Regions from separate parts of the Homo sapiens genome. Here regions 2 and 3 are each linked to region 1. A link is a loop called in an ENCODE intact Hi-C map of the cell type or tissue named here. Cell type or tissue: HepG2. All regions are shown on one strand. Region 1 has its middle 67 kb from the start of TIAM2. Region 2 overlaps TIAM2 (TIAM Rac1 associated GEF 2). Region 3 overlaps TIAM2 (TIAM Rac1 associated GEF 2).

What was found. A loop is a pair of places that touch in the nucleus more often than their neighbours do. Peaks named below come from ENCODE experiments on the same cell type or tissue, not always from the same donor. Only the 100,000 strongest peaks of a DNase experiment are listed, where the experiment ranks them.
Region 2: it touches region 1 in a loop (8-fold over the local background); 2 of 110 quality-filtered maps call a loop at or near these places.
Region 3: a loop joins it to region 1, with 6 times the contacts of the local background. A loop is called at or near these places in 9 of 110 quality-filtered maps.

Annotation. Positions count from the first base shown.
Region 1 is chr6:154,927,475-154,929,974 of GRCh38, reverse strand. No RefSeq gene overlaps it. Among named protein-coding and RNA genes, the nearest start is that of TIAM2, 67 kb to the left of the region's middle. In HepG2, a CTCF peak has its summit at 1,438 (motif pointing left); a DNase peak (open chromatin) is centred at 1,424.
Region 2 is chr6:155,122,617-155,125,116 of GRCh38, reverse strand. The region is part of intron 2 of TIAM2 (TIAM Rac1 associated GEF 2); the gene reads right to left. Among named protein-coding and RNA genes, the nearest start is that of TIAM2, 130 kb to the right of the region's middle. In HepG2, no CTCF peak of the experiment used is centred here; a DNase peak (open chromatin) is centred at 1,306; H3K4me3 peaks cover 925 bases.
Region 3 is chr6:155,000,454-155,002,953 of GRCh38, reverse strand. The region is part of intron 1 of TIAM2 (TIAM Rac1 associated GEF 2); the gene reads right to left. Among named protein-coding and RNA genes, the nearest start is that of TIAM2, 6.4 kb to the right of the region's middle. In HepG2, no CTCF peak of the experiment used is centred here; a DNase peak (open chromatin) is centred at 1,268.

The DNA of each region.
Region 1 (2,500 bases):
ACTACAGCCTCAACCTCCTGGGCTCAAGAGATCCTCCTGCCCCAGCCTTCTGAACAGCTGGGACTACCGGAGCGTGTTGCCACGCCCAGCTAGTTTTTAGTTTTTTGTAGCAACAGGGTCTCACTATGTTGCCCAGGCTGATCTTAAACTCCTAGGCTTAAGCGATCCTCCCGCCTTGACTTCTCAAAGTGCAGGGATTATAGATGCGAACCATGGTGCCTGGCCTGTCAATATTTCTTCACGTATTTTAAGCTCTATTACTGGACATACACAGTTTTATGCCTTATATGTTCCTGGACAATTGTCCCTTTTACCTCTGGTAATATCATCCTGAAGTCTATTTTATTGTATATTAATATGGCCATTCGAGCTTTCTAAAACATACTGTTTGTGTGACATATTCCATCTTTTTTCTTTCAACTTATCTGTATTTATATTTAAAGGCAGCATAGAGTTGGGTTTTTATTTCTGCAGCCTAACAATTTCTGTCTTTAAATTGGACCGTTTGGTCAATTTATATTTAATGTTAACTACTGATGTGATTGCATTTAAGTCTGCTGCTCGAATTTATTTTTAGTTTCTCTCATCTGTTTTTTAAATTCCTCTGCTCCTTTCTTACCTTCTTCTGGATTAATTAAACATTATTTAGAATTCCATTCTTATTTCCCTATTGCCTTTTAGCTGTGCCTCTTTGTATTTTTTTTAGAAGAGTTAATATGATATTTATTTATTTATTTTTTAGAGATGGAGTTTCGCTCTTGTCGCCCAGGCTGGAGTGCAATAGAGTGATCTCAGCTCACTGCAACCTCCGCATCCCAGGTTCAAGCGATTCTCCTACCTTCAGCCTCCCAAGTAGCTGGGATTACAGGCGTGCACCACCACACCCAGCTAATTTTTGTATTATTAGTAGACACGGGGTTTCACCATGTTGGCTAAGCTGGTCTTGAACTCCTGACTTCAGGTGATCCACCCACCTCGGCCTCTCAAAGTGCTGGGATTACAGGCATGAGCCACCTCACCTGGCCCTAATATGATTTTTAAAAGAACAAAAACAAATACCCTAATACCATCTGCCTCAGGATATCAAATCAATATATTAAATGATGTAATTGGTTATCTAGAAGAGCTGAGAATTCTCCCACCGTCACTCCTACCAAGTCCTTAAAAATAGAGAAAAGCAATTCTTCTAGCCCTTCTATGATTCTATACAGGAAAAGAATTGAGAGGTTTTTCTTTAATCTTTATAAAAATTGAAATCCCTGAAACTTCACAACTTCCATCCTAAAGACTCAGATTTCTGCACTTCTGTTATGTTTCCTCATGGCTCTTCCATGAATTTCCTCTGTACTCATGCAGGATTGCAATGCAGTCTCTGAAAATACTCTCCAAAATCAAGTGTCAGGCCCGGAGAGAACTAAACAACTCTACGGCTTGCAAGGAGCGCCCTCTTGAGGTAGCCTTTATACAAATGTTGAAATCTGTATGCTTTGGCTGAATTCACACTTCCAGCATGGCAGGGTAATAAAATCAATCAATCCAGAAGATACACCAGCTAAATTACGGATGTAAATATCTTCTTATTAGAAGTGAGTTCTAACTCCTGAAAGTCAAGATACTCTCTAGCAGAAAAAAAGCAAAAGCAAAAACAAAAAACAAAACAGTGCTTCACTAAATGTATTCCTTAAATATAAAGTAATACAAAGCTAGAAATACACTAACAATCAGAAATATAATATGATTCCAGCATTCTGGTGCTCCTGTTCATTTTTGATATTGTTCCTTATCTTGAACACGAAAAGGTAAGCTTTCTCCAGGGAGACAGCTGGTGGGTGTGGATGTGTCACACAGTGGTCAAGAGAAAGACTCCTGATCAGAGGCACCAGAGCTTCGAGACTGATTCTGACACTTCCCAGTTTGCGTGAACCTGGGGAAGGTTTTTGTTTGTTTGTTTTGAGAGTGCAGTGGCACAATCATAGCTCATTGCAGCCTTGACCTCCTGGGCTCAAGTGATCCTCCCACCTCAGCCTCCCAAGTAGCTGGGACCACAGGCACACACAACCACACTAGGCTAATTTTTCAGTATTTTTGTGTGGAGATGGAGGTTTCCGCCATATTGCCCAGGCTGGTCTCGAACTCCTGGGCTCAAGTGATTCACCTGCCTAGGCCTCCCAAAGTGCTGGGATTACAGGTATAAGCCACCACGCCTGGCCTTGGGGGAAGTTTTTTAATCCCCTTAAGCCATGTGCAAAATTAGGGTGATAAGAGAATCTACTTCAGAGGGTTGTGAAGAGAATTAATAAAATGCACACAGAGCCTGGAGCACAGGACCCAGTGCAGAGGGAGCCTTTGTGCGTGCTGGTGCTACTGATACTATCTATGCTTGTAAGACTCTAATGGGGCCAGGCGCGGTGGCTCACACCTGTAATCCCGGCTCTTTGGGAGGCCGAGCCGGCAGATCACGAGATCAAGAGTTCGAGATCAGCCTGGTCAACACAGTAAA
Region 2 (2,500 bases), 200 kb before region 1:
GTATTTTTAGTAGAGACGGGGTTTCACCATGTTAGCCAGGCTGGTCTCGAACTCTCAGGTGATCCACCTGCCTCGGCCTCCCAAAGTGCTGGGATTACAAGCATGAGGCACCACACCCGGCCTCAGTGGTGACTGTTACAGTTAGTGGGAGGAGAAGCAAGACACTGGAGCTAGGTTCCTCTAACAAAGACAAAGACAAATCTCCTGCCTGAGTCTATCCACGCAGATACATTTTAAATTAAAAAAAAAAAAAAAAGTCAAATAGATTTTCCACTTGGCCATTGGCAGGAAATCCAATAGCTCAGCCTCTAATTAATGAGGACTGAGAAGGTGGCTGCTATACTGCCGGCACCCTACCTTTTAGTAGGCAGCTGTGTCACACGTCTAAAAAGGGGATAGCAACTGCTAGACTTGCCACTAGAACCTGGCCCCATCTCACACATGGGGCTGGACCACAAGAACCCCACCTTTTAAAAGTCCAAAACCAGCTGGGTGTGGTGGCTCATGCCTGTAATCCCAGCACTTTGGGAGGCCAAGGCAGGGCAGATCACCTGAGGTCGGGAGTTCGAGACCAGCCTGATCAACATGGAGAAACCCCGTCTCTACTAAAACTATAAAATTAGCCAGGCATGGTGGTGCATGCCTGTAATCCCAGCTACTCAGGAGGCTGAGGCAAGAGAATCACTTAAACGCCAGAGGCAGAGGTTGCGGTGAGCCGAGATTGTGCCGTTGCACTCCAGCCTGGGCAACAAGAGCGAAACTCAGTCTCAAAAGAGAAAAAAAAAGTTCAAAACCTGGCTGGGCATGGTGGCTCAAGCCTGTAATCCCAGCACTTTGGGAATCCGAGGCAGATGGAGCACTTAAGCCCAGGAGGTCAAGACCAGCCTGGCCAAAATGGTGAAACTCCATCTCTACTAAAACTACAAAAAAATTAGCTGAGTGTGAGGGCACACACCTGTAATCCCAGCTACTTGGGAGGCTGAGGTGGGAGAATTGCTTGAATCGGGAGGCAGAGGTTGCAGTGAGCTGAGATCAAGCCACTGGACTCCAGCCTGGGTGACAGACGCAGCAAGACTGTCAACTCTGTCTCAAAAATGATGATGATAATAATAAATAAACAAATAAATAAAGTTCAAAGCCTGAGCTGTTGAACCTTAGCTACCCTTTCATTTTTTAACTGAGGGAACTACAAATGGCCAGAGAAGCTCCTGGCTGCTGCCACTCAGACTGTCACAGTGAGTGGATCAGAGTGAGCCTTCATTTGTTTCCTTTTGTAAAGACCAAGGTCCAGCGAAGACACTGGAGGCGAAAGGCTCCCGGCCGCTCACTCCTCAACCACCTCTCTTTGTCAGCCCTCCCGAGCTGCAGCACACACAGCACAGGCCCTGAGCTCGCCAAAACCAGCGGACAAAACTGCGATTGAGTGGCCGACTGTGTCAGCCACTCACAGACACACAAAGAGGCCAGAATTCAAAGCCGCAGAATCACTCCCAGGTGGAAGTTTCTGCCCCAGCGGCAGGTTAGAACCTAAGCTCATCTTACTACTTTTGCAATTAAATAGCTTAATTTTTTTATTTCATGGGATATTTCTAAAAACACAGGAGACCCCCATCCTCTACTGGATGCTGTGCACTCAAGGCCTAGCACCTGGAGGCTCATATAAGCACTCAATAGACACCTGTGGGACCAAATGACAGCAATTCATGTGCTACACAGTTGATGCGGACCCCAGACCAAGGGCGGGAATCCTCCTTACTGGGTATGACAGAAAGACTGGTATATCAACTCACGAGGATACATTTCCATAATTAAGATAGAGAAAAGCAAACAGGGAGTGACAGAAATATAGAACAAAGTGCATTTTCACATATGCATAATGCTGACCAAATGTGCAATGTTGGGTCAATCCTGGCAGGGAAGAAAAAAAAAAACAGCCTTAAACAGTAGGAGGAAGAATTTATCCAATATTTATGAGAAATTTATTGACAGGAAGGATACTCCCTGAGGGAAGCTAAGTAATTATTGTCCCTGAGGAATTTGACAAATTGAACAGATATTTTTCTGTCATGCTTCAGCTATGATTTTTGTCTGGAAGCAAGGGAATATTTAAGGCAAATGTTCAGTAACCTCTGGCCCCCTGACTCCTTTACTAAAGGAATTTTATGATATTCAAGTTTAAAAACTATTTTAGTTAATAGAAAGGGGGCTGAAAAAAATTTAAAAAACAACAGATTTCATTCATGTAAACTCTTCAAAAAAAAAAAAAAGTACTTTAAAAGGGCCTGGTGTTTACAAATAGCAAAAGTATGTATACGTACAGTCACCCGCAGCAACCCCTGTGAAGGTTTTCTAACCTGCAGGAAGAGATATGAAGTATAATAACGTGTGGCGAGGCCCAGGGCTGGTAGAGACGTAATTTAAGTGAAGTCACTCTGGAATAATGTGGCACCAAGAATGTGTATAGTTAGCAAACATTTTATGCTGTGTACAAACTTTTTTA
Region 3 (2,500 bases), 73 kb before region 1:
GGGAGGCCAAGGAGGGCAGATCACCTGAGGTCAAGAGTTCGAGACTAGCCTGGTCAACATGGTGAAACCCTGTCTCTACTAAAAAAAAAACACACACACACAAAACTTAGCTGGATGTGGTGGTGGGTGCCTGTAATCCCAACTACTTGGGAAGCTAAGCCAGGAGAACTGCTCGAACCCTGGAGGCAGAGTTCGCAGTGAGCTGAGATCATACCACTGCACTCCAGCCTGAGCAACAGAACGAAACTCCGTGTCAAAAATAAATAAATAAATAAATAAAACAAGCAAAGCACTCCCTGTGTGATGGAGAAGTCATCAAGAATTAAATATTATATGATGAATGCAACAATTGATATAGACACAAGTACCTAAGAAGCAACTCAGATGGAAGGCTTTTCTGGGTCTCCGTGGATGACTGGGGGTTAACCAGACAGGGAATAATGCAAGGAAAAAAATGACAGAAAGAAATAGAAAACACTTAGTGAACTTTCTCATTTCGTCAGGCCAGGTTCTAAGCATATTATGCTAATTTTATTTTATTTTGAGACGAGGTCTTGCTCTGTCACCCAGGCTGGAGTACAGTGGCGTGATCATGGCTCACTGTTGCCTCGACCTCCTGGGTTCAAACAATCCTCCCATCTCAGCCTCCTTAGTAGCTGGGACTACAGGCATATGCCACTATGCCCAGCTAATTTTTGTATTTTTTTTACAGAGACAGGGTCTTACTATGTTGCCTAGGCTGGTCTCAAATACTTGGCCTCAAGTGATCATCCCGCCTCAGCCGACCAAAGTGCTGGGATTATGGGCGTGAGCCACTACACCCAGCTGTATTATGTTAATTCATTAATTTCTCAATCCTCAAAACAATATTCTAAGAAGGCGCTGCTGTCATCCTTCTTTTAGAGATGAAAATCTTAAGGCACAGAATGCTCTTTACTAGACAACAACAATATAATTTTTTTGAATTTTAAAATAACACAAAATATTGCACTAAAATTCATCACTATATTTTAAAAGCAATGAGAATCCTTCACTTTCACCAGCATAAGGAAAGATTTGCAAGCTTATTTATTAAGCCATTTCCCAAACTACTGACAAAAGAAGCTTCAAAATTCGAGTTTTACATACTGTTCCCAATGCAAAGAAATCACTTAGTAATGGGAACTCATGAAGAACTATGTCCAAAAGGCACATTCAGAAACCTAACCATGAATTTAAAAGAAAGCTTGTAATCCAACACCATGAAAACACAATGAACACTGTAGTCCAGATTCTGTTACTCAATCTACAAACCTCATAAATGAAAACAAAGCAGACCAATTTCCAGCTCGATGGAATGCCTGGAGAGGAGTGGGCCAGGGCCCAGGCCATGTAACATCCAGGAGAGGAAATACATTATACGCTTCTGGCAGGGAACCTTCTCAGGGCACCAGCCTATGTCTGCTGGCGGTAACCATCCGTGGGCATTTTTTTTTCCTTAATGTTATGAAAAAACATTTCACAAAAAATAAAAGCTTTCAAATGCTAGATGATTTTTATTAAGATCCTTTATTTGTTTACAATTAAGGGCATGCTAACCATTGGGTCAGGATAGAAGAGTGGAAGGATCATGTGGTCAGACAGACCTGGATTCAAATCTCAGCTGTGCAATTTCAAACTACGTGAACTTGGGTAAAGGATCCCACAGGTCTCCAACCTTCTCCTTCTAGGTTGTCATATGGGTGAGCAGCCTGGGTGTCATCCTTTACTGGATGTGATTCTCCCTGCCCTCCATTTTCTCAGTCACCAAGTCCACTGCACTTCCTTTATATTTCTGGAATCTTCTTCCATGTCTGTCCCCACTATTCTACTGCCACCACCTTTGATGATCTACACTGTTACCACTGACTTTCTTTCTTCCAGGCTTGCTTCCCTAAATCTACTCACAACAATCTAAAAAGAAACTGGTTTCTTTTTTTGTTTGTTTGTTTGAGATGGGGTCTCGCTCTGTCGCCCAGGCTGGAGTGCAGTGACGCAATCCTGGTTTACTGCAACCTCCACCTCTCGGATTCAAGCAATTCTCGTGCCCCAACCTCCCGAGTAGCTCGGACTACAGATGTGCACCACCACACCCAGCTAATTTTTGTATTTTTAGTAGAGACAGGGTTTCACCATGTTGGCCAGGCTGGTCTTGAACTCCCAACCTCAAGTGATCCCCAGCGTCGGCCTCCCAGAGTACTGGGATTATAGGCGTAAGCCAAGGTGCCTGAACGGAACTGGTTTCAAATGCAAATCTGACCTATCACTCCTCCACCTAAAACTTAAGGAATTTGCTTTTGTGTCACTTAATGTCACTTACTGTTCTCTACTTAAAGTAAGTTCTCTTACTGACCATCGTGTTGAGAGCGTAACAGTTTTTTGGATGCTTTTTTTTTTTTTTTTTTTGCAACAGTTTCCCTCTTGTTGCCCAGGCTGGAGTGCAATGGCGCAATCTCAGCTCACCACAACCTCTGCCTCCCGG